Regions from separate parts of the Homo sapiens genome. Here all the other regions are linked to region 4. Evidence: read pairs that join two places in POLR2A ChIA-PET (ENCODE). Cell type or tissue: CD4-positive, alpha-beta T cell. All regions are shown on one strand. Region 1 has its middle 44 kb from the start of CTCFL. Region 2 overlaps CTCFL (CCCTC-binding factor like). Region 3 has its middle 52 kb from the start of CTCFL. Region 4 overlaps RBM38 (RNA binding motif protein 38). Region 5 has its middle 59 kb from the start of RBM38-AS1.

The links. Peaks named below come from ENCODE experiments on the same cell type or tissue, not always from the same donor. Only the 100,000 strongest peaks of a DNase experiment are listed, where the experiment ranks them.
Region 1: POLR2A ChIA-PET joins it to region 4 with 15 read pairs; 20 of 35 experiments call an interaction of 5 or more read pairs at or near these places.
Region 2: POLR2A ChIA-PET joins it to region 4 with 12 read pairs; 13 of 35 experiments call an interaction of 5 or more read pairs at or near these places.
Region 3: POLR2A ChIA-PET joins it to region 4 with 19 read pairs; 19 of 35 experiments call an interaction of 5 or more read pairs at or near these places.
Region 5: POLR2A ChIA-PET joins it to region 4 with 14 read pairs; 13 of 35 experiments call an interaction of 5 or more read pairs at or near these places.

The regions. Positions count from the first base shown.
Region 1 is chr20:57,478,875-57,483,874 of GRCh38, forward strand. No RefSeq gene overlaps it. Among named protein-coding and RNA genes, the nearest start is that of CTCFL, 44 kb to the right of the region's middle. RefSeq lists enhancers at 2,094-2,213, 2,224-2,273, 2,484-2,703, 4,466-4,665 and a silencer at 4,956-5,000. In CD4-positive, alpha-beta T cell, no CTCF peak of the experiment used is centred here; no DNase peak of the experiment used is centred here.
Region 2 is chr20:57,492,734-57,497,733 of GRCh38, forward strand. CTCFL (CCCTC-binding factor like) reads right to left here. Exons shown (of 11, transcript NM_001386993.1): 11 at 4,433-5,000. Among named protein-coding and RNA genes, the nearest start is that of CTCFL, 30 kb to the right of the region's middle. RefSeq lists a silencer at 207-407. In CD4-positive, alpha-beta T cell, a CTCF peak has its summit at 2,696 (motif pointing left); a DNase peak (open chromatin) is centred at 2,688; H3K27me3 peaks cover 495 bases.
Region 3 is chr20:57,471,124-57,476,123 of GRCh38, forward strand. No RefSeq gene overlaps it. Among named protein-coding and RNA genes, the nearest start is that of CTCFL, 52 kb to the right of the region's middle. RefSeq lists enhancers at 1-212, 1,884-2,385, 2,386-2,885, 3,896-3,965. In CD4-positive, alpha-beta T cell, no CTCF peak of the experiment used is centred here; a DNase peak (open chromatin) is centred at 2,248.
Region 4 is chr20:57,395,786-57,400,785 of GRCh38, forward strand. All of the region lies in intron 3 of RBM38 (RNA binding motif protein 38), which reads left to right. Among named protein-coding and RNA genes, the nearest start is that of RBM38-AS1, 5.2 kb to the left of the region's middle. RefSeq lists enhancers at 103-1,064, 2,640-3,139, 3,117-3,206, 4,181-5,000 and a silencer at 2,747-2,866. In CD4-positive, alpha-beta T cell, CTCF peaks have their summits at 4,738 (motif pointing right) and 4,954; DNase peaks (open chromatin) are centred at 1,506, 2,116, 2,696, 4,006 and 1 weaker place; H3K4me3 peaks cover 3,212 bases; H3K27ac peaks cover 4,683 bases.
Region 5 is chr20:57,449,080-57,454,079 of GRCh38, forward strand. No RefSeq gene overlaps it. Among named protein-coding and RNA genes, the nearest start is that of RBM38-AS1, 59 kb to the left of the region's middle. RefSeq lists enhancers at 1,608-1,897, 2,402-2,901, 2,854-3,148, 2,943-3,087, 2,961-3,461 and 1 more and a cis regulatory region at 3,006-3,023. In CD4-positive, alpha-beta T cell, no CTCF peak of the experiment used is centred here; DNase peaks (open chromatin) are centred at 1,532 and 3,002.

The DNA.
Region 1 (5,000 bases), 83 kb after region 4:
TGTTTTAAAACTGATGTTATCCAAATTAGCCGGGCACGGTGGCCCACGCCTGTAATCCCAGCTACTCGGGAGGCTGAGGCAGGAGAATCGCTTGGAACCCAGGAGGCAGAGGTTGCGGTGAGCCGAGATCGCGCCACTGCACTCCAACCTGGGCAACAGAGCAAGACTCTGTTTCAAAAAACAAAACAAAACAAAAATCTGGCGTTATGCTTTGAAGCTGGTACCATTGTTTCCATTTTACAGATAAGGAAAATGAGGTTAAATTCTTCTTCCAGTATGTTAACAATAGGGGTATCCAATGAAGACATGAAACTTGCTTCACCCATTTTTTCATTTTTTCACCCATATCCTCCTCCTTTCTTCCCTAATTTCACCTATTTTCATCCTTAAAAGTTTAGAAACTTGACCCAGCAGCACCCTCCTAGCCTAGGCTGGTGAACACCCTGTTCCTCACCCATCTTGTAGCTCCGAAGTGCCCACCACACCATGCCTGTTGGTTAATGCAGCCTTCCCCATTGCAGTCCTGCTAAGGAGGGCTGGGACAGGACCCACTCTCCGCCTTCCCAGTGTGGGGCACAGAGTGGGTTCTCAGCAGACATTGCCAAACAAATGAATGAGGGAATCAGTGAATGAATGAATAAAGCAAATGCAGAAGCAAATTCAGATCCAAAATCCACCAGAGGTGTTTCACTACGATTTCAGTGGTCCCTGTCTTTGGTTTAGCAGCGATGTGTCTTTTTGAGGCCCTAAACTACTTTCCTAAAATGAGGCTATTAGGGAGCACCAACCCTGGACCTCCCCCAGGGACTGTTGCAAGGATTAAACCAGTTAACATGCTAGTGTATCAGAACAGTGCCTGACCCAGAGCAAACACCCACAAATGTTAATAACAGTAATAACAATATTATTATTTTATTTTATTTTTTTGAGATGGAGTCTCACTATAGCACCCAGGCTAGAGTGCAGTGGCGTGATCTCGGCTCATTGCAACCTCCACCTCCCGGGTTCAAGGGATTCTCCTGCCTCAGCCTCCCAAGTAGCTGGGATTACAGGTGTGCACCACCACGCCCAACTAATTTTTGTATTTTTGTTTTGGTGTTTGTTTTTTTTTTTTGAGATGGAGTCTTGCTGTTGTTGCCTGGGCTGGAGTGCAATGTCATGATCTCGGCTCACTGCAACCTCTGCTTCCTGAGTTCCAGCAATTCTCCTGCCTCAGCCTCCCGATTACCTGAGATTATAGGCACCTGCCACCATGCCCAGCTAATTTTTGTATTTTTAGTAGAGACGGGGTTTCACCATGTTGGACAGGCTGGTCTCGAACTCCTGACCTCAGGTGATCTGCCCACCTCGGCCTCTCAAAGTGCTGGGATTATAGGTGTGAGCCACTGCGCCTGGCCTATTATAATTTTATATATGAGATATATGATGTCTACCTATCATTACCATTTAAGACAAGTGATATGGGTTTCCCGTGTACTGTAGCACTGTGAGATTTTATTTTAAAATAAATGCATTTGATTTTAAAAAGTGAGTTGGAAATAAGTAAATATCGGTGCGGGTGAATCCTAGACAGGATCCCAATCCCGAGGTGGTGTTCAACCCCTGGGTGTAGGACCTCAGGTGAAGGGTTACTCAATTTGGGGCAGCTTCCCTAAGCCATGATTGTGCCGCACGCATGGCTGGCAGCATGGATGTCAGTGTGGGGAGGCCCAGGCCCTTGGAGGAGGCTGAGGCAGCCTTGTCTGGGACCCCAGGTACGCCTCCAGCCATCTTCCCCACAGCCCCTTCTCTGAGCGCGCAGCCATCACCCCAGACCCGGGCTGATATTTTTAGCACACAGGCACCCTGCACGGCCCTGTACACTCTGACCAAATTTAGAAATCTCAAGAGATCTTTGCTTTTCTACGCCTTCAGAAGGAGCAATGAATGAAAAGGCTCCCAGCCTCCGGTTTAGTGAGAGCAAACCCTCCTGTTTGCAGGGCTCTCTCTGGTAGGGAACCCCAAGCTTTACTGTGCAGTGAAAAAAAGCCAGGTGCAGAATCCTGTGTGTGTTTTGGGTCTACGGTAGCAAATGCAAAGCAACCCCTGCACCGTGCACGTGTGTCTGAGTCAGCACAGCCAGCAGCGGGGCGTGGAAGGAGCCCCCCGCAAGTGGGGGAGGAAGGGGCTGTGGAGGTGATTACCTCACTCTCATGCAGGGCTGAATATTACTGTTTCCCCTGTTAAACAAGGGTGTATTACTTCCGAAATCTGACAACCCCAAGCACCAAAAGGTTTAAAAATATCTCGAGATTGTAAAGCCTCCGACAGAATGCTGAAACAGGATTGCACAGTTGACCAGGAGCTTCTGAGGTTGTGGCGGACCCTCCATGTTTCTGACTGCCGGACAGTCACAGCCCCCTCTTCCCTAATGCCACCAGATGTTCCCTGGGACACCTGCCCCCAGCTCTAGTCCACATAATGCTGCCCTCCACCTCCAGACCCAGGGGAGGGGAGTGGTCAGGGCCGGCCAAGCCAAGCACCGTATGGCCCCTGGTTCAGGACATCGCTGGGACCCAGAGGCCAGAGACCTTCAGCTGGGATCCCCAAGGATCCCTTGGGACCCCTGGGACTGTTGTCCACCTCTGTGCCACCAGGAGAGGAGAGCCCCACTAAGACTGGAGTGACACCGGAAGGTGCAACCAAGAGCAGGCAGGGAGAACACGGAGTGCAGGCGCTGCCTGAGCCCCTGCCCTGGGCTGTGTCGGGGGAGCTACTGTGGAACTTTCTGTCTATGCAGGCTCAGCAGGCCACAGTGTGCACCACCCGGCTCCTGCCAGTGAACCTACAAACGCTGATGGCTAGATTATTTGCATATGTGTTGTTAAATATGGCCAATATTAAAATTAAATGATACAAACATGTAATTAAAGGAATTACATTAAAAACAGAGATAATAGCTCCTCAGGACACCTCACTCCCTAATTAGCATACTGCACTTCACCATTCCCCAGGCTCTTGGGGTGCCACCTCGGCTGCATTTGGGGGAAGGAAATGCTTTAGGTCTGGACGTGCATTCCTGTGCGTCCTCTGGATAGCAGGAAATCTGCCAGCATGGAAATGGCAAATGCTACAAACAGGGGTCCCCCCAAAGCCATTGCTTCCCAGCATGCCTCTGAGAGAAGCCCTGTAACACAGGCCAGGGGGCACCTGCTCTGCAGGACCCCAAGCAACAGGAAGGAAACAGGAAGGAGAAGGGGAGGAGAGGGGGAGGAGAGGGGGAGGAGAGGGGGAGGAGAGGGGGAGGAGAGGGGGAGGAGAGGGGGAGGAGAGGGCAAGGAGAGGTCTTCGGCATCCTTATGGTGAAAACCACATTTTCTCCTCCCCATTTCCCTGGTAGCTGGGAAGCGCATTCAATTAACGTGTATTGATTGGCTTGAGGAAATCGGGCTCCCAGAAGTCTAGGGCCTTGCTTAAGGTCACCTAGCGGTGGGGCAGGAACTGGGACACAGTTTTAATTTGACTCCGGAGCCCTGGACTGGCCTTGTAATTGGTACTTCTTGTGCAGTGCTCACGGACACCTCAGCTGAATGAAGGCCGTGCAGGTGGCTGGACAGAAACGCCCTGTAGCCCGCATCCCTCACGTTCAAGGCTTCTGTTTTTTCAGCACTCATTTCTAAGTGGCTTGCAGCCTTGCAAGATGAATTGTGGAAGTGCATGGGCACAGTACTTAAAAACATAGAGTCCCGAGCTGAGGCAGGTCTGCCCTTTCCAGTTATTTTCCAATCCTTGTGATTACAAAGAGGTTTCTTATTTAGGGGTGAGCCTGACTTTCACACTCGGGCAGGCTCCACTGGCAGCCAGCCTCCTGTGTCCCAGCCTCCAACAGAAGTTAAAGACACGAGGAGGGTTCAATGCATTCACTTTGGGGGATCCCTCCTGCTTATTAAGAAAATGATTTTCCATTTTTGGTAACAGTAGAGTTTTCTTTTAAAATTATTTAAGTAAATTTGGGGAGCAAATGCTACAGATAGTTATGGAAGGCATCCTGAGCTGATGGGCAGTTGCTGGATTTGATGGGAAACCAGGATCCAATTCAATTTCCCAGAGAACCCGAGGCCTGGCGCGGGCAGGGAGGGTCAAGGAAGGGAGGAGCCCAGGGTCCGGCCCTCGGCCCCAATCAGGGAATGCAGCTGCCTCAGAAAATGCTGGCTTTCATATGTCAGGGACAAAAGGGACCCTTTTTTCTCCCCTTTTTTTAGTTAGAAGGAAACCTTTGAGCCATTTATAAAGACAGGCTCGCTGACTTATGGGAAAGTGGGCTTCTCTACTGTCATTTACTAACTGGTATGCTTTAGCTCTGTGTCCCCACCTGAATCTCATCTTGAATTATACTCCCATAATTCCCACGTGTTGTGGGAGGGACATGGTGGGAGATCATTTGAATCATGGGGGCAGTTTCCCCCATACTGTTCTCATGGTAGCGAATAAGTCTCATGAGATCTGACGGTTTGATCGGGGGTTTCCGCTTTTGCATCTTCCTTATGTTCTCTTGCCGCCGCCAAGTAAGAAGTGTCTTTCACCTCGCGCCATGATTGTGAGGCCTCCCCAGCCATGTGGAACTGTAAGTCCAATTAAACCACTTTTACTTTCCAGTCTCGGGTATGTGTTTATCAGCAGTGTGAAAACCGACTAATACGCTAACTGTCATGTGTCTGGACGTGCGAAAAATCCCTAAATGGGTGAGAATCATGTGTTTCTGCTACAGTCTGTTTCAGCAATGCAAGTCTTGGGATGGATTAGATCAACCTTAAGTAATAAGAACAAACCCAGTCTTCAGAAAACTTTTGGGGGTTCCAATAGCATTTACCATGGGGCCTGGTGAAACATGAGCTTTGTTTCATCCGGCTGCTGCTTTGCGGGAGGATGGAGCAGAGCAGGAGGGGGCATGGCTCCAGACAGGTCGGGAACATTCTCAGAGTTGGGCCCCTGGATGACCCTGTCCTGGTCAATGCAAATAC
Region 2 (5,000 bases), 97 kb after region 4:
GGATCCCTGTTCTAATTTTGGGAGCACAGTGGGATGCCTGGGGTGATGGAGGTGCCCCATGTCTTGGTTGAAGCGGTGATTACGTGACCATTCATTTGTCAAAACTCATAGATACTTAAAAGGGGGAATTTTACTGTATGTAAGTTATATCTCAGAAAAGTTTTTTAAAGACTTAAAAATATGTAAAACAATGCATTGTTGGAAAGTTGCACTAAGAAGAGTTCTGCTTTGCACTTCACTGAGCTCAAAAGCTGCGTGAGGAAACTCACTTCTGTTTGCCCAAGTGGAGGCCTCGCCTTCTCACGACTGATTTCTCATTCTTTATGGAATTAAAAAAACATATCTATCAGGAACTATCTACCTGTCTGCATCCATCCATCCAAACGTCTGAAGTCATCCTACTCATGGCAATACATGGTAAGGCTAATTTTTAAAAAGCACCAGTTGCTCTTATTTGGAAATGGGTCCGTATCACCAAAGGTGGAATATTACCCAGATATAAGACCAAACAAGCTCCAAACAAACTCTCAGAGTCAGACAGATGAGTTGATGAATCCTGCCCACACTCCACGTGACCGCGTCTGCCTCCAGGTGGAAGAGGAAACCGTGTAGTCAGGCCCCAAGTCTTCTTGCTGCCTCCCTCCCGTCCCCCGGGCCTTGCCTGGCCACTGCAAACCTGGGGTCTCGTTGGCTCCCCTCCCATGTCACCTGGGCATGCAATTGTGCTGGTCACTCCGTGGAGGAGGCCTGGCAAATTCCACAGCATGGGTCATGTGTCACTTCCAGAGGCTCTGGAACAAAGACTGGGTGACAGGCCAGCAGAGAGATGCTGAATTGCTCTTTTGGGTTGAACCACCCAGAATAAAATGCTAAGGGCCTGGCTACTGAGAGAATCTCCGGTTTTTTGAACATCTGTGAAAGCAGGAGGTTAAGTCTGCAGTGCCTGAGGCTGCTTGCACCACTGCGCTCCCGCCTGAGTGACACAGCAAGACCCTATCTCAAACAAAAAAACTCTTTAATTGTGCCACAGTGGATGAAAGCTGGCTGCAGAGTTCATATAGAAAGGCTGCTAATAGCTCCTCTCAGCCTCCTGAGTAGCTAGGACCACAGTCACTTGTCACTGCACCCAGCTGATTTTTTAAATTTTTATTTTCTGTAGCAATGGGGTGTCCCTATGTTGCCCATGTTGGTCTTGAGCTCCTGGGCTCAAGCTATCCTCCTGCCTCTGCTCCCAAAGTGCTGGGTGCCTGGTCTCCATTAAGATTTTTTATTTTTTTGAGACAGGGTCTCATTCCGCTGCCCAGGCTGAAGTGCAGTGAGGTCATTAAGGCTCACTGTAGCCTCAACCTCCCTGGCTCAGGTGATCCTCCCACCTCAGCCCCCTGAGTAGCTAGGACTATAGGTGCATACCACCACATCTGGCTAATTTGTGTGTGTGTGTGTGTGTGTGTGTGTGTGTGTGTGTGTGTGTGTGTGTATATATATATATATATATTTTTTTTTTTTGTAAAGACATGGTTTCACCATGTTGCCCAGACTGGTCTTTAACTCCTGGACTCAAGCAACCCTGCCCACCTTGGTCTTCCAAAGTGCTGGGATTACAGGCATGAGCCACCAGACCCAGCCTAATTAAGTTTGTTGATGGCACTTTTTGTCCTGACAAAGCGCAGTGAGCATCCCATACAGTAATCTATCTGCCATGCACAGAAAAATAAACATATGCATCTTAAAATGCTAAATTATGCATACTTTAAAAGATAATGATTTAAAGGAACCAGGTTCATAATCACACCCATGCCTTGGAAATGGTTCAAAAGTTACTAAAAATAGCATAAACTAGGCTGCTTTAGGAATTGGGGGCAGTGAACATGCAACCTGACTCTCTCTCACTTATCCATCGTGTTGAGGAGCATTTCACTCCTTAAACTTAAAATCTGTGTTTATCCGATACTGTCAATTAAAAATAAACTGCAGTGAAAGCATGAGGAGATGCGGAAAGTCGATTTGATAAGCCAAATGTCCCGAGGCTTGAATGGAACATATTTAAGCAGAACTAACAATGCCCTTTAGTGACTAATAGTCATAAAGAATGCATTTACAGGGACTATTCAATGGTTATCAGAAAAAAAATTAAACATTTATACTGGAAATAATATCTGGAAAATATCTTGCCATTTTCAAAAGGTAGGCTGTCAAACTTTATCATATAAAATGACTTCAGTTTCATCACGCCCATCCAGCCTTTTCAGTGACTGATCTCAAACAATAGAGGCTGTTAACATGCATCAGCCAGGTCTTAGGTTTGTTTAAAAGCCATCCTTTATATAGTAAAACTGTTGTCAAACAATGTTGTAATTTAAACACCCCCTCCCTGCAAAACAGAGATGTTACACTGTGCAAGAGGTGTACATTCCGGAATTATTTCCTGCTGGATCTCAAAACTATTTTAAGCAAAAGCATGTCACTCACCAAGCATTCACGAACTCAGAGCCAACTGGTGTCCTCACTCCCAGGTTTTGCAAAGGTCCCTTCTCTTCCTTGCCAAGGAAAAAATGTTCTCGTTCTGTATCGCGGAATTAATAAAATCGCCAAGACTTTGCTATAACTTTCCGTGCTTCCTACTCTCGAATAGTGAACCTGTCTCAATATCGGAAAAGACAGAAGCGACTGCCCTCTTGCGGGCACTATTGTCACTGCATCTATTTTGGTATCAAAAGCACTAACTGCACTTGAGGACCAGGTGTTTCACCTTCTTGCCAGGTGTGGGTGAGAGTCACGCACGTAACTGAGTAGGTATTGATCATCTCATCTGAATTTTGTTCTACATCTCAACAGGTGTTGCACACACGAAACACTGCAACTATTTATAAAAGTGTGCTTATAGGAGCTTTCGTCTTGAGACGGAGTCCCACTCTATTGCCCAGGCTGGAGTGCAGTGGCGCAATCTCGGCTCACTGCAACCTCCGCCTCCCGGGTTCAAGTGATTCTCCTGCCTCCGCCCCCCAAGTAGCTGGGATTACAGGCACCTGCCATCACGCCCGGCTAAATTTTATATTTTTAACAGAGATGGGATTTCACTATGTTGGCCAAGCTGGCCTCAAACTCCTGACCTCAGGTCATCCACCTGCCTCGGCCTCCCATAGTGCTGGGATTACAGGAGTGAGCCACTGCACCCGGCCTAGGAGTTTTATTTATTTATTTAAAACAGTGTTTAGATACCAACTTGGCTTGCGTTTTCAAACATATTTATGTTATCTGTTTTTGAAATTAACATACATTTGGTTGTAGTAAAATACATGATATAGTTTGGATATTTGTCCCTGGCCAAAGCTCATGTTGAATTGTAATCCCCAGTGTTGGAGGTGGGGCCTGGTAGGAGGTGACTGGATCACGGGGGCGGTTTCTTAGGAATGATTTAGCACCATCCGCTTGGTGCTGTCCTCATGACAGTGGCGGTTCTCAAGGAATCTGGTCGTTCAGAGGAGTGTGGCGCCTCCCCCTCTCTCGCTCCTGCTTTCACCATGTGACGCGCCTACTCCCTCTTCGCCTTCTGCCTTGATTGTAAGTTTCCTGAGGCCTCCCCAGAAGCCAGGCAGATACCAACATCATCCTTCCTGTACAGCCTGCGGAACTATGAGTCAATTAAAACTCTTTTCTTTATAAATTACCCAGTTTCAGGTATTTCTTTATAGCAATGTGAGAAAGGACTAACACAACATAAAATTTACCATTTTAGCTATTTTTAAATGTATGGTTCAGTGGAATGATTAGGTAGATTCACACTGTTGTGTGGCCATCACCATGACTGATCTCCAGAACTCTTTCTTCATCCCAAATAAACTGTGTCCACTAAACACTAACTCTCCATTCTCCCTCACCCCTCAGTGCTTGGCAAACATCACTTTACCGTCTGTCTCTATGACTCTGACTGTTCTAGATACCTCCTATAAGTAAGATCATATAATACTTGTCCTTTTGTGACTAGCTGATTTCACTCAGCATAACGTCCTCAAGGTTCCCCCATGTTGTAGCATGTGTGAGGGTCTCCCTCCTTTTGAAGGCTACATAATATTCCACTGCATGTATATACCACATTTTGTTTACCCATTCACCCGTCCATGGAATTTGGGTTGTTTTCATCTTTGACTATTTTGAAAAATGCTGCTATGAACATAGGTGTGCAAATACCTCTTTCAGACTCTGCTTTTAGTTCTTCTGGGTATACGGTATATCTGGAAGTGGGATTGGTGGGTCAGATACTAATGCTATTTCCATTTTTTTTTTTTTTTTTTTGAGAAACTGCCATACTGCTTTCCCCAGTGGCTGCACCATTTAACATTCCCACCAACAGTGCACAACGGTTCCAATTTCTCCACATTCTCTCCAGACAAAGAAGATGTTTTTAAAGACCAATGCTGACATATAACAAATATAGCAATTTTAAGTCATTTCATTTTATTGAATTATGTAAAACATCTTTAAATAACAGTAAAAAAATTAAGAAACCATTGCACAAATTCAGTCACAATGATGGCATACTACAGCCCACAGAATTTAAATCTCATGTGAGTTGAGTTAAATTAATTTGCTGGTACAAAGAGAATATAATGCTCTTCCTGCTGGGAAATTATTTCCACATATTCACATTGTATAGGGATTCTGAACTTGTGATATTTTCAATAAAAGGTCCATATCTTAAGAATTTGAATTTAGGGCTTATCAATGATCTTGAAATACAGGGGTGGAGACAGGTTGGCAGCAAAACAAACTGCTCAACTAAGCAATGAAGAAAAATCTGCCTCTGTATCCAGATAGAAATGAATTTCAAGTGTTAAAGAGGCATCTCTCACGCTGCTCGAGGGTGGAAAAATCTTGTCAACTGGCAAAAGGGAAATACTCACTAATCACTGGGCATTATGAAAAAGTACAAATTCCTTACAGGTACACATTTGCCTTATCTGATTTTATGTTTCTTCTCACTCTGCCAATTATTTTACAAA
Region 3 (5,000 bases), 75 kb after region 4:
TTTTCTCTTCCCTCCCGTCTTGTTTCCATTTCCCCTAATCTCCAGGGCAGGCACAATTGTGCTGGCCAAGTGCCCAGTGGGGGTTTGGAGTGGGGGTCGTTTAGCTTCTCCTGCCCTGGAAACTAAACTGCAGTGGGTTGGGAGCCGGTAACAAGGATTTACGTTTCGGGGTTGCCCTCACCATTTCCTTTAACACATGAGTCCAAGGTGGCCGCACTGGCCGGTGGAGATGGAGTGGCAGCTGCCACACTTCCCGGATCTCCCCTCTGTCTCTAGGGTGATGCTTGGGTGGGTGAGGTTGGGGGATGGGCTTGGGGCCTGCAGCCTCCCCACAAAAGCCAGCTGTCCAGAATTCGGAGGCCAACAGGGAACAGTCCCCTGCCCTGGCCCAGGTGTCTGCCTTCTGAGTGGGCCCGGGGGGCCTGGGCTATGCACCCCCAGAGGTGGGACCTGCCCCCAGGATCACGGAGACATCCTTGCTTGGGGGGACCATTCTCTCTGTGAGGACTGTCTGGAAGAGGGCAGGCATCTGGGCCTCGCCTGTCCCCCTCCCTTGCGAGGGAGTAATGAAGGAAGTTCTGGCTGCCCAGGCTGTTCTTTCCAAGGGACACTTCGTGAATGCAAGAGCCAGGACGATGCTGGATGGCACAAGAGCAAGGCCTATCCAGGCCCCTCGGCCTCCCAGCCAGTGGCTTGTACCCTCTGAGCCTCTGCCTCTCCCCTACAGGGCTGCAGGATGGACTGGGTGGGACCTCGGGGCGGGCGCTAACCAGGGCAGCCACTGCAGTACTTCTGAACTTGCAGAGGGGCCAACCTAGACTTCAGCAGAGATGGAGCAAAACCACCTGAGCGTGGGGGTCAGAGCCTGGGCTTAGGGATTAGGTGAGCACCTGTTGGAATCCTGGATCAGGGTCCCATGAGCCAGCGTGGCTTATGGTCCTTAGGCACCCTTTCCACCCCTACCCCAGGCCCTTGCTGTCCCCTGCCTGGCCTCCCTCTCTCACAAGACTCTCTCCTTTTGCTCAGTTGTCAAATTCTCTCACCACCCCCTTAAGAAATGATTAACTCACCCTCCTCTTCCTAGAGCTCCCTGCTCCCATTGCTGCCCTTCCTCCACAGCATGGACACCCTCTGTGCCACCTGGTATTTCACTGACTCCTTTAGGCAAGGACTCCATCCCTTTTATTCCTTGCACTTAGAATAGCACCTGGTACACAGCAGGTGTTCCATAAATATTTGTTCAATACACTTAATAAATGGGGGCTGGAGCGGTGACCACACCTGTAATCCCAATACCTTGGGAGGCCAAGGAAGGGGCATTGCTTAAGCCCAGGAGCTCAATAGCAGCCTAGGCAACATAGCGAAAAAATTAAAAATTAGCCAGGTGTGGTGGTGGGCACCTGTGGTCCCAGCTACTTGGGAGGCTGAGGTGGGAGGATTGCTTGTGCCTGTAAGCTCAAGGCTGCAGTGAGCAGTGATCACACCACTGTACTTGATATGGTTTGGTGGTGTCCCTACCCAAATCTCACCTTGAATTGTAATAATCCCCATGTGTCAAGGGCAGGGCTAGCTGGAGATAACTGAATCACAGGGGGATAACTGAACAGTATGGGTTCCCCCGTATTGTTCTTGTGGTAGTGAATAAGTCTCACAAGATCTGAAGGTTTTATAAATAGGAGTTCCCCTGCACAAGCTCTCTTGCCTGCCGCCATGTAAGACGTGACTGCTCCTCATTCGCCTTCTGCCATGATTGCGAGGCCTCCCCAGCCATGTGGAACTATGAGTCCATTAAACCTCTTTCCTTTATAGATTACCCAGTCTTGGCTATGTCTTTATTAGCAGCATGAGAATGGACTAATACAGTACTCCAGCTTGGGCAACAGAGCAAGACCCTCTCTCTAATAATAATAAATAATGATAAATGGTATGGCTTATGGTTCATCGCCAACAATGGAACCACATTTTGATCCTGCATCCGAGTTGCCAGAACTTTCAGGTACCCGTGCAGCAGAGATTTCCCATCTCTGGAATAAAGAGCAGGAGGAGGATGATCACTGCACAAGCAGCCGGGGGGCCTCACAGGTCCCTACATCCTGGGAGTGTACAGAGAGAAGAAAAGGAAGCTGTGGACTCGCCCCCACCACTCTGTGAAGGACTCACTGAGTTCTGAAAGCTTCCACAAGTGTCCGGGCAGCCCCTCAGCTCTTCACAGCAGGAAGCGGATGTGCAGACAGCCATAGCTCATTGTTGCAGCCTGGCATGTTTCATTAGTGGTTTCACAATCCACACTCTGGCCCTCTCTTCCTCTCTGCCTGCGGGGGGACGCTGGGGAGGCGAGTTCTGCCCCACAGCCTTGCACCTGAGCTCCGTCTGCTCCACGTTGCCTGAGCTCTAGCTCCCAGGGAGCGTCTGAAAATGCCCTGGCCAGAATCCCTGGGGAGCTGCAGCAATCCTGAACCGGGCCTCATCCCAGAGTTCCCGTGTATTTCATGCAGGTGTGGCTTGGGCACTAGCAGTTTTTAAAGTTCCCTAGGGAATTCTAATGCACAGCCAAACTTGAGAATTGCCCTGTTAATGGATCTTAGTGAATAGAAATAATATTAACTATCCTTTATGAAGCTGCTTCTGCCTGCCAATGCTTCTTCGCAAATGTCCCAAATCGAGCTCCCTCTGGGGGCCAGGCAGGGTGTGTAATTGGAAGAAGTGGACTGAGGGAGAGACAATAGGGAAAAGTGGGGACTGTGGTGAACTGGGGAACCACGGCCCATCCCAAAGGGGCAGCCACGGCTCAGTACAGCTGATTGTCAACACCCCAGAAAGCAGATCCAGTGGGTGAGAGCCTCCTACGAGTTAAGAGAAACAGGAAATCTGAATTTTAATGTGAAATTTGCCAGTTAAAAAATATTAGCAACTCATGGAGATTGGATGGGAGGCGAATCATGCTCCTTGGTTGAGTGGAGCCTGTGGGTGCCCAGTTTGAGGCCCTTGCTTCAGGTCCATTTATTTTTTCTTTGCTGCAATGTCCATGGGAGCTAGATATTTCCTATTCTCTTTTTAGAGGTGAGGAAACAGACTCAGAGAGGTAAAATTGTTTCCAATTTGCTGAGGTAGGCAGAGTAATAGCTCCCAAAGATGTCCATGTCCTAATCCCTGCAACCTGTGATGTGCTACCTTCCTTGCCAGGGGAATTAAGTGGCAGATAGATTTAGGGTTGCCGATCAGCTGCCTTTAAGAGAGGGAAGTTATCATGGGTTGCTGGGTGGGTCCAGTATAATCACAGGGGCCCTTTAAATGTGGAAAAGGGAGGTAGGAGGGTCTGTGTCAGAATGAGGAAGACAAGACCAGTCTTTCCTGGCCTTGAGGATGGAGGAAGAGGCTATGAACCAAGGAACGCAGGCTTCTAGAAGCCAGAATAGGCAAGAAAATGGATTCTTCCCCATAACCTCCAGAAGGAGTGCAGCCCTGCCAACACTTGGATTTTAGCTCATCTTAGACTTCTGACTTCCAGAACTGTAAGAGAATCACTTTGTGCTGTTTTAAGCCACTGAAGTTGTGGCAGTTTACAGCAGCCCCAGGAAATGAACGCACCTACCCAGCTAAATAAGAGACAGTGTCAGGATCTGAACCCAGGCCGTCTGACTGCAGAGCCCGAGATCTGAGCTAGTCCCTGCACCTCTGAAAGGATGGACACACCAGAGGGCCTGGATTTTCTGGTACAACCCTGATCTCAATATCTGCTTCTTTGTAGGAGGATGAGTTTGGGGAAGTATAGCCCTCGGCCTAGGGGACAAGAAGGGGATTTGCTCATCAAGTTGATGTCTGCCCAACAGCTGTCGAGCCCCCATGTGGCAAGGACTCTTAGATGGCTCCAGGATCCTTTCTCTCTGTAGTAACAAGCCCCTGAGTGTCAGGTGGAGGCCCAGAACGCACCCTCCATTTCCCGCCCCCCTTGTGGTTAGAGATTTGGATATGGTCCTGTGGCTGGCATCCGGCCACTGGGGGTACTCAGAGGCACGGGGAGGGCCGAGTTGGGGGTGAACCATCCTGGATTATGCAGACAGGGCACCATTTCTGGCACTTTCTGGCACAATTTCTGCCATATTTTGGCAGCAGCTGGCCAGAGTGGGATCTTAGAAGGGTCAGCAGTCATGGTGGAGGGGGAGGCTGGCATTGAGCCTTTACTAGAAGCTGTCTTTGAAACATCACATCTTTCTCTCCCCAGAAGGTCTGTCACTTGAATATTTTCCTTTATTAGTTAAATGAGGTTTGGCTACAAGGGGCAGAAAACAAAACAAGCAGAAATCACAATCGCTCTTTAAAAAAGAAACGGGATTCTCCTGGCATATTTTTCTTTCCTATAAAAATGAAGTCCGGGGCAGCATTCCAGGGCCAGGAGGAGGTTCCACAAAGTCTTTAGGGTGACTCATGACTCTGCCATCCTCAGGGTCCAAAATTATTGCGTGAGCTCCAGCCATCACATCTTCTTTCCAGCCAGGAAAAAGGAAGGAACAGAGAAGGATGTCCCCTGTTCCTTTAAAGAACACTTGAGAAAACTTCTGCTCACCTCCCTGTTTCACGTGGCCATACCTCACTGCAAGGAAAATGTAGTCTTTATTCTGGGTGGCCATGCAACCCCCTGAAAACTGGGGGTCTTACAACTAGGGCAAGAGAGGGCAAGAGTGGATACTGCTGTAGTCTACTCAATCAGATCTGTTCCGGCCACGGGGAGGAGCTGAATGGAACAGCATCATTCCATTTAAGGCAATTGGCTATGCGTTCTTGGACAAGTCACCTGATCCTTCTGGGCCTCTTTTTGCTCATCTGACTAACTAAAATCAGATTAAAAGGTTTTTAGAGTCTCCTTCAGTAGAATCCTTCTATGGGTCTAAGAATTGTCTCATTTTTAGCCATAGACCATATCAAGATGTAGAGACACTGGTGGGTACTGCCTGAGTGTGGTATCTTCTGTGTCAGACTGACCAGGCTTCAGGTCCTGTGGG
Region 4 (5,000 bases):
AGCTGGGCCGTCAGCGTCCCTTTTGTCTTTGTGAACAATCAGGCCCCGGGAGCACAGCCGGGCCTGACTCAGCGGCCAGTTTTGTCGGCCTTGGGCTGGCAGCGACTTGCTGTTGGCTGAGGGCATGGAGGGAGGTGGGAGCCAGGAGCCCAGGCAGCTGAGGGTTGTCCACCAGTTAACCCCTTCCGTGCCTGGCTGAACTCTTCCTTGACTTTCTGACCCCGACCTTTTATACCTTGCCCTGGACAACTCTGAAGATCCCACAGCTCTGCTTTTAGGCAAGACCCTGTGGAATCTTCTTCGCCTGGCTGGGTCTTAAATGTTAGTTTAGAATGATTTACCAAAGAACTTTACACTTTATGCTATTTGCCGGAGTTTCCTTGCCTCTTTTCCTTTTTTTAAGTTGAACAAGCTCTGTGAGACCTAACTCACCTGTGCATTTCTGACCTAACTGTATGTGGCCACTGTCCGCGGTTTGGAGGAGCCTTCCTCGGCAGTGGCAAGCACGTGGTAGTCACAGCAGGAGCCGGTGGCCGTGGCCCACCAAGGGTGTCTGCCAGCTGAGTGTGTCTGTCACCTGCCGGTGGGAGGGGAGGTGCAGCAGTCTGGAGAGGGTCTGTGTCCAGGCAGAGCTTAGTCTGGCCTGGAACGGTGCCCTGTGTCAAGGGGTGTCTGTCCATTCTTGGGCTGAGGGCACCGGGAGCAGAGGTTTGTCCTGGGACTAGCTGCACCCAGAGCCTCTCCTTGGGTTATTTTTGAAGGGCCAGCTGCTTCCCTGGGTGCGGGTCTCCCTGCCTGTTAAGGGGGCCTGGCTGTGGCCTTGACTCCCGTTCACAGAGTGCCTCATATGTACATTATAGAACGTTTGAAGGGGGTGGAATATCCCTGGCCTCCACCCCTAGAAGCCAGTAGCATTGCCTCGCCCAAGTCATGACTACCAAAAATGTCTCCAGACATTGCCAAATGTCCCCTGGATTTAGTGGCATGAGGACCAGTATCTGTGAGTCTCTTGGACCTTGCCTCATGGTCACAAGATGACTGCCACGGCTCCAGACATCCCACCCACGTTCAGGGCAGAAAGGACAATAAGGGCCAGTACGAACTGCCTCTGTCTTTTTTAGCAGAAAAATGGAAGTTTTCACAGAGGCCACAACAGGCTTCCACTTAAGTCTCACTGGCCACAACTGGGTGACAGGACACGGCCACCACAGGGGCTCTGAGATGAGAAGACAGGCTCCTCGGACTCCGGAGTGTCAGGTACAGGCTGTATCCAGGAGCAAGAGCCCTGGGGGTCTGCCTGGGCTTAAGGCCAGGCCCAGCCTGTCTCTGCAGGCTCCTCCCCATCTGTGAGTGAGAACGGTCACACTGCCTTCCCTACAGGGCCAACTTGACTGTGTGTGGAGGGCCTGGCCCTGGGAAGTCACGGTTTGTCAGTGACGCATCTCTTGCCGGCCCTGCTTCAGGGTCTGTTGATTGATTACCTGTGCAAAACCGAGGCTTAGAGCAACTGAGAGACTTGCTGAGTTCACACATCCCAGGATGGTGGGGCCTGAGCTGTGGGCTGCGAGACTCTTGTCCCTCCCACAAGGACTCAACGCCTCCCTCTGGCTAGATGGCAGCTCTTGGATGATTCAGAGCACAAGGCCTCGAGACTGATGATGACCGTGAGACCCTCTCCCAGGCATGTGCCTGCCCCACTGCATGTATAGTTTCAGGGACCCCTACGTCCTTTGTGTGAAGGTCTCTGGTGCCCACTGGGTAGTAGATGGCTGCCCTTACCATCACGGGGCCTTGGTGTGTGCACACCACGGGGCCTGGACAGAGCACCTGGGTCCCCAGAGCAAGAGGACGTACTGGGGAGGCAGTGATGGGAAGATGTCTGTCTCCTTGAGAGCATGGGATGCACAAGCTGGGGAGAATGTCGACAGCTACTCCCAGCATCATTCATTCATCAGGTGTTTATTGAGTGCTTGCTGTATGCCAGACCTGGTGCCAGGGATCCTTTGAATAAGAAAGACACGGTCCCCGATCTCGTGCTCACATTCTGTTTGTGCACTCGTGGGCCCACATGGTGATGCGTGCAGTTAAACAGGAAGCTGGCGGAATGAGTGCCTGCGTGGGGACGGAACAGTTCCGCGTCTCGAGTACAGTGGTGGGGAGATGTGTCTGTGTGTGTGATAAAGCTTCACAGTTTGTGTGTAACTACACATGACATGTAAGAATGTTGGTGTGTGTAGAAGATGATGCAGCGTGCTGAAGGCCTGCAGTCCAGGTCATAGCAGTGTGCCTGGGTTAGTGTCCTGGTTTTGCTCATGTCCTTAGTTACTCTGATGTGCCCTTGGGGGATGGAGGAGGTAGGGTACACAGGATCTCTCTGTACTGTTTTTGCAACTTCTTGGGAGTCTTTTATTATTTTATAATACAAAGTGAAACAAAGCCAGAGGAGCTGTTTGCAGGTGATGGCGTGTGTGTGTGTGTGTGTGTGTGTGTACGCACGCACACGTGTGCGGGCGTGCTGGGGAAGGCTCCACTGAGGATGGCGGAAATGGGCCCTGTTGGCTTCTGGGGAAGAGCGAGCAGCCCAGGCCCAGGGTGACAGGCCAGCTGCAGGTCGCCGTGGCGGGCACAGGGTGAGCACCGCAGGGCAGGGGCAGAAGCTGAGGTCAGAGCCAGGCGGCATGGGGGCTGGGAGGAAGTGACTCCCCCCAACACTGTGGCGTCACGTTTTCACCCTCAGGGTGTCTCGTGGTGGCCCCGCCGCCCCCCTGCCCCCCCACAAGGCTTCCTGTTTGGCAGCTCATCTGGAGCCAGGCGTGGGCTGCACCGTGGCCCTCCTGGGCGGGCGCCCGTGCCGCACCTGTTGTTTGTCCTGTCTGCTGAAACAGAAAGCAGCCTTTGGGTGGCGGGGGCTCTTCTCCGAGCATGAGTTCTCACCCTGGCTCGCTGCTGGGCTTGGGGAGCCTCTTCTGGAAGCCTTGGGCCAAGGGGCACAGCTTTGTCTCAGGGTAGAAGCCTGATCACAGACTGAGTGGAGGCCCAAGCTCGAGCTTTCCTCGTTTAGCCTCAGTTTCACCTTGTGTCCAGGGTGGACAGGCTGATAACTCTGCAGTGTGCTTGCGGGCATCAGGACCTTCCTGCTGATCTCATTTGGATAGAGTAGGGAGCTGGACACTGGGTCAGCTTGTCTGACAGATCTTTGCTTGCTTTGTGCCAGGCTGGGGATGCCTGCCATGGGGGTGAGGGGAGACCCGGTCCCAGCTCCTAATCACAGTGCTTTCTGCAGCGAGGTGCTGAGAGGAGGACAGAGACAAAGGAGGTCAGCATGCCTCAGAAGGCGACAGGAGCTGGGGAGGGGAAGGGAGCAGCCGGGGAGGCTCAGGGCCCGACAGGGTAGCCTCAGCTCCTAGAGGACTTTGATGACCCAGGGAGGCACTGCTACATTCCTCCAAGTGACACCGGACCACGCAGGCTCCGAGCGGAGGAGGGATGGGTCAGTCTGCATTTTTGTTTTCAGAGTGTTTTTGCTTCTGGCTGCTGGGTTGAGCCTGGACTGCCGAGGGTATTGTGGTGGTTGGAGGCCCTTAGAGGATGCCCAGTAATCCAGGCATGAGACGAGGGTGCTGCCTGCACCAGCGGCCCTGGTGAGATACAGTGAGATTCTGGGTGTCTATTTTAAAGAACCTGGGAAAGAAAGAGGAGTCCAAGAAGATTCTGGAGCTTTGGGCCTTTGAAATGGGAGATGGGCTTGGCCCTGACTGGGGTGGAGGCAGCTGTGCAGTACAGTTTTGGGGAGAAGGTCAGGAGTTGGAGTTTGGGCCGGTTCAGGTGGAGATGCTGTTCCGGGCCTGGCATTGCCCCACAGAGAGGGCGTTCGACCTGTGTCCTGTGGCTGGCTGCCCCACAGAACTTGAATGTCCCTAGACCTCCCGGCCCTCCCCCTCACAAGTCACTGGGGATTCCCGGGAGGCAGGGCCATGGCCTGGCTTCCTGCCTGCCAGGCGCCTCGGGGACCTTCCCACACCCAGCCAGGCGGGAGTCAGAACCCTAAGAGCTGCGGTCCGTCTCTGCCGAGGTGGGGCAAGGCCCCTGGAGAGCAGGGAAAGTGAAATGGGCTCATTTGCCTTTTTCGTTTTTATTTTCAGAGGCGACTTTATGTTCAGAAAATGAGTCCTCCTGGGCCGTGGTCAGTTCTTTTCGCTGCGAGTTCTGCTTTGAGTGTGGGCAGCATGTGTCCCCAGCACCATCTGTACTTCTCTCTCCCGCCCACCACGGGGTTCTCAGACTCTGCCGGAGGCCCAAGCCCTCTGTCTTGGGGGCAATCTGTTGGACTCTGCAGCATCCTTAGTTTACAGATGGGGAAACAGAGGCCGGAGGGGCTGAGTGATGGTCCATGCGACTTGGACAGGCATGGCCAGGATCCGGGCTTGGGGCTCTTCCTGCCCTTGGACCCCTGAGTCTCTGTGGACAGAGTCAGCTGGGGTGCTCTTGACTGTGTGCTGACCCTGGGTGTGTTGGGGTGCAAATGCTGCCTGGGCCACGTGTGAACGGGAAGGGAGGCAGGCACCTCAGATTTCCAGTCTGGACCAGGCTCGGGGTCCCCCTGTCCTCTCCTGGGCTGTGGCAGAGCCAGCTCCTCCTGCATGCCCAACCCTCCCGGCATGGCCTGGCCTTTCCAGCCCTAATGGTGGCCCGTTTCAGTGGCTCCGTGATTTGGGGGTTTGGTGTTGCCCAGGCTCCGGCACTAGAGGGAAGCAGAGAACCCCTGAGTCATCCTTCCGCAGACACCCCGGACCCCAGCTAGGTGCCTGTGCCCAGTGTCCAGCGTTGCAGTGGGGCTTGGGTGGCATGTGGGGGGTCTGTCCCACCCATTCCTGTGGTTTCTTCCTTGGCTCTGCCTGGACTTTGCACACGTGGTGGGATTAATTCTCTGGTAAACAGATCCGCCTCTGATTGGTGCAAGACCCTTCTCTGGGGTCTTGGTGGGAGGATAGAAGTTTTCT
Region 5 (5,000 bases), 53 kb after region 4:
TAGCTACTTTGCTGTACGATTTCCCAGCCCACTTCATTCTCCCAATGAGGGCATGCTGTTATAATCCCATTTCACAGGCAAGGAAGCTGAGGCTGGTAGCGTGCAATAGTGCCTCGCACTGGACTTCTCTCCCTCCCTTGCTCACAGTGGGTTTCTTCCTGCCCAGGGCCCTGGCCCGCTTTTTTCTCTCTGCCTCCCTACTTTGCCAAGTTCATTTCTCTTCTTCCTCTTGGTCTTACCCCAAATGCCATTTCTTCAGGAAGGCTTCTCTTACCCCCAAACTAGACCATACTCTCGCTTGAGGCTTTGACTGTGTGTTTTCTGTTTGCTAGTATCACACGTGACCCCCAGTGCCATGGCCTGAAGTACCTCTTGATTAGTTCACCTGCTCCTTAAGTCAGGCGTCTGGGTGGGCTCCACTGACCCTCTGTCCAGGGTCTCAGTGAGCCCAAGTCAAGGTGTCAGCAGACTGTGCCCCTTTCTGGAAGCTCAAAGGAGCACCTGTTTCCCGCTCATTGGGGTGGTTGGCAGGATTCAGGTCCTCGGTTCCTCCCTTTCCAAGGCAGCAGCCTCGGGGTGAGTCTTCCCTCTGCCGCCCCTCTTCCCATTCCCTCTTGCACTTTGAAGGGTTCCTGTGAGGACACTGGGCCCTCTCCAATGGTCCAGGATGATCTCCCCATCTCCAGGCCAGCTGATTCACAACCTCTGTTCCATCTGCTGCCCAAATTCCCCTTCGCCGAGCAGCCTAGAGTAGTTACAGGTTCTAAGACTGGGGTGAGGGCATTATTCTGCCCACCACACTTCCCTTGCTCTTTCCTGCCGCCTGTTTTTACTAAATGTGTCATTATATATTTGTGTGCGGGATTATTTGTTTTCTCTCTGTCTCCCTCCCATAAATATCATCTGCATGACTCAGGTTGGGTACATAGTGCCCGTACACAGGAGGCACCGAGTACAAATTCCCTGAACAGGTGGCAGCACTGGGGTCTGAACCTGCACCTCCATGTCATTCTTCACCAACAAAGTAGTTTGGATGCTCACTTTCTCCCCTGCCCCCCATCAGGTCGGCTGTGTCCAGTTGCACAGGCTGTAAACTGCACAACTCCAGGGCACTATTCACAGCTTAGTCTCTGTGATCCTCGCAGTTGGGTGGGATCCCTCAGGACCTGTAGGCTGAAGCTCTGCTCCTGAACCTGAGCCTGTGTTCTAAATCTGGAGCCTGTGTTTATAACATTGGCTGCTCCTAGAATCATCCAGAGGGCTTTAAAAAACCCTCCTGCCCAGGTCATGCTGCAGACCAACTGTGCCAGAATCCCTAGGGTGGCACTCGACACCCCAAGTGACTCGGAAGTGCAGCTGAGGTGCAAGCCTCCCTCCAGCAGGGATGCAGAGATAATTATGTAATAGAGGAAGAGCCCCCCCGCTCCCCACCCCGCACCCCCGTATACTTTGCATAACCGAGGCTGGGCAGCTTCCTCTCCCACAAGCCTGTTTCTTCACTCTGTGTGGCTGCAGCCTGGCTCTCTGGCTTCCTGTGGCCGATAAGCCGTCCTGCATCATTTACGACGCTGGGCCAACATCTGGCTGCCAGTGTGGTCACCAGTCCTGCTCCAGTGAGGGGGGGCAGTCATCTCTCCCGGTGACAAACTGCCTGCCCAGAGTGGCCTGAGGAGAGGGAGAGCAAAACCACATCATCGAGCCCCTTGCTCGGGACTCACTGGAGGGTTGCTGGATCCTAAGTTTTACTTGGCTTTGGGAAATTTGCTGGCACATTAGTTGCGAATATTTTGCTCTGAGGGTCTGAGTGCAGTCTTCGAGGTCTCAGCATCTTGCTTCTAGGGCAGGTGATGAAGTGCACTGGAGGCTGGGGCATGGCCGGGTGAGCTGAGGTGCTGGGAGCAGCAGGGACCATCTGGGGCAAACTGCTGCCAACACACTGGGTTTCTAGGGTGGACCCGGCCTGAGAAAGGACGGAGGGGGTGGCTTGGAGGGGCCCGGAGAGCGTGCAGGCCACAGATGGCACTGTGTCTGCACACTTCACCTTCTGTGAGAAATACTCATGACCCTCTTGCTCTGTCGAGCCCCGGCCGGGAGGTGTGTGGTTGCAGCCGCTTGGTCACGTCCCCTCATGTGGAAGGTACAGTCCCTATGGGCACACAAGCCCAGGGCTGGGCCCAGCACCCGCAGCTAGCCAGCCCCGGAGCCCCCCGAAGGAGTCCCCCAGGCCAGCACTCCTCACCTCTGGGCATCCACCTCCCCCTTTCCCAGAGGGCTGTGTATCTTTGGCCTCCTGTCTGGGGGCCTCGGCATTCCTTTTCTTTCTCTTTCCTCCTCAGTGAAGCTGGCAGTGGGGTGGAGACAATTCAGGTCTGACTGCCTCAGCAGCAAAGAAGGGGGGATGGCAGCTCATCCCAGGCAGACCCCGAAGGTGAAACATCCGCATGGCACACCAGTGCACTTGTGGCTATTGCAGCCCCATAGTCAAAACTCCGGGATGTCACCATGCTGAGGGCTCTGTCACATCCCCTGCTCTGGCTTGGCCAAGCTCCAGATGGGGACAATCACATGCCTCGCCTTGCCCCAAGAAAGAGAAGGAGATAATGGAAGACCACCCTTCTCCATGGTGCCACGTGGTGATGCTTGCTCTTGCTTACTGAGCACTCACGGGGGACCATTCTCAGCCTGGCTGCGTATGAGTGTATTCAGTTCTCACAACAGCCCTGCAGCCACGTAAATCCTCTTTGTACCCATCTTGTAGATAAGAACACCAAGGCACAGAGAGGTCAGGTAACCAGCCCGGGCCCGCACAGCCCATGGGGACAGTGCTGGTGTTGGGATGCAGGCCTGACCTCCCCAGGCACCCCGAGTCCTGCTGCCCCTTAGAAGGAGGCCCAGGAGCCTTGTCTTTGCGGGGCTATGAGAGGGGATGCTGCTGTTCCCACTGCAGAGGTCACAGGGGAGCGCTTCCGCTGCTCAAGAGGAACCGGAACTTTGGAAACCACATTCTTATCTGCCCCTCACAAGAGCGGCAACTTGGCAACACTCATGAGCAATTAGGGTTGGATGAGTCTTCAGGATGGGTCTTCATCTGCTTACTCGTTCACTCAATCATTCATTCACCTACTCTTTCATTTGTTCAGCCAGTGTTTATTGAAGCCTTCTCAGGCCAGTTGCTGGGCCATCTGCACAGCCATGCCGGGAATAAACCCACAAGCACGTGCTGTCTATGCTATGTCAGGTGGAAGGACGCCAGAGACAGTTAAACCGGGTAAAGGGCAGGAGGAGGATGGGACAGGAGCCTGCCTTAGGCAGGGTGGTCAGAGAAGGCCTCTGGGGAGGTGACATTTGAGCAGACATCTGAATGGAGAGAATGAGCCAGGCCCTGGGCGCAGGATGTGCCAAACAGAGGGAACAACCAGTGCAAAGGCCTTGAGGCAGGGGCGGCAGCAGGGTGGCCAGTGTGGCTGCAGGGCAGTGAACAAGAAGGAGTGTGGCGGGATGAGGTTGGAGGGGCTGTCGTGGGGAGGGATGGTCGGGCCGGGATGGGCCTGTGCCGCACTGTTGAGGGCTTTGGACTTGACTGAGTGAGACGGGGGACAACGGGGCCCATGAGATTGTTCTGCCTTGTGTTTTAAAGACTAGAGTGGTAGAGTGGGGCCGGGCATGGTGGTGTGTGCCTGTAATCCCAGTTACTTGAGAGGCTGAGGCAGGAGAATCGCTTGAACTCAGGAGGCGGAGGTTGCAGTGAGCAGAGATCATGCCATTGCACTCTAGCCTGGGCAAAAGGAGTGAAACTCTGTCTTAATAAATAAATAAAGACTAGGGTGTAAGGGCAGAAAGAGGGAGGAGGTGAGGAGGAGAGAGGTGTCAGTGGCTTCACATGACGAGGGCGGGAGGCTGTGAGAAGTGACCAGGTGCAGGGTGATGTGATGGTACAACCTCAGGGCTTGATTCTGACTTTGACAAAGGAATGCCTGTGGAAGGCAGGACACCTGGTGGAGTTAAAATGACTGTCCAGCCTGGGCAACATAGTGAGACCCAATCTCTACAAAAAAACTTAAAGTAGCTGGGTGCAGTGGGTCATGCCTATAATCCCAGCACTTTGGGAGGCTGAAGTGGGAGAATTGCTTGAGCCCAGGAGTTTGAGCGAAGCCTGGGCAACATAGTGAGACCCCGTTTCTACAAAAAAAGAAAAAATTAGGCAGGCGTGGTAGTCTGCACCTATAGTCCCAGCTACTCGGGAGGCTGAGGTGGGAGGATCACTTGAGTCCAGAAGGTCAAGGCCGTAGTGAGCCGTGATGGCGCCATTGCACTCCAGCCTGGGCCACAGAGCAAGACTGTATCTTAAAAAAAAAAAAAAAAAAAAAAAAAAAAGTTGGTTGCAGTGGCTCACGCCTGTAATCCCAACACTTTGGGAGGCCTAGGCGGGCGGATCACTTGAGGTCAGGAGTTCGAGACCAGCCTGGCCAACACGGTGAAACCCCATCTCTACTAAAAATGCAAAAATTAGCCAGGCATGGTGGCGCATGCCTATAGTCCCAGCTACTCGGGAGGCTGAGGCAGGAAAATCGCTTGAACCCAGGAAACAGAGGTTGCAGTGAGCCGAGATCTCACCACTGCATTCCAGCCTGGGCAACAGAGCGAGACTCTGTCTTAAAAAAAAAGTGTGCTTTTGGGTGGGTGGCTGATTATCAGGTAAGAGTTGGTGATATGTGATGACGTGGGGTCATCAGACTGGCAGAGAGGTTGGAGAACCAGAAACTCCAGAGGGCTAGGAGGTGAATGAGTGTGACTAGACATGCACCTGGGCAGCCGAGTCTCCAGCCTCTAAGCTCCTGTCCTGCCCTCTTCCAGGCCAGCAGATGCCCAAGTCTCTCCCGTCCCCACCACCTCCAGCCCTTTGTTGCTTTCACTTGAGCCCAGGAGGTGGAGGCTGCAGTGAGCCATGATCATGCCACCGCCCTCCAGGCTGGGCGACAGAGTGAGATCCCTTCAAGAAA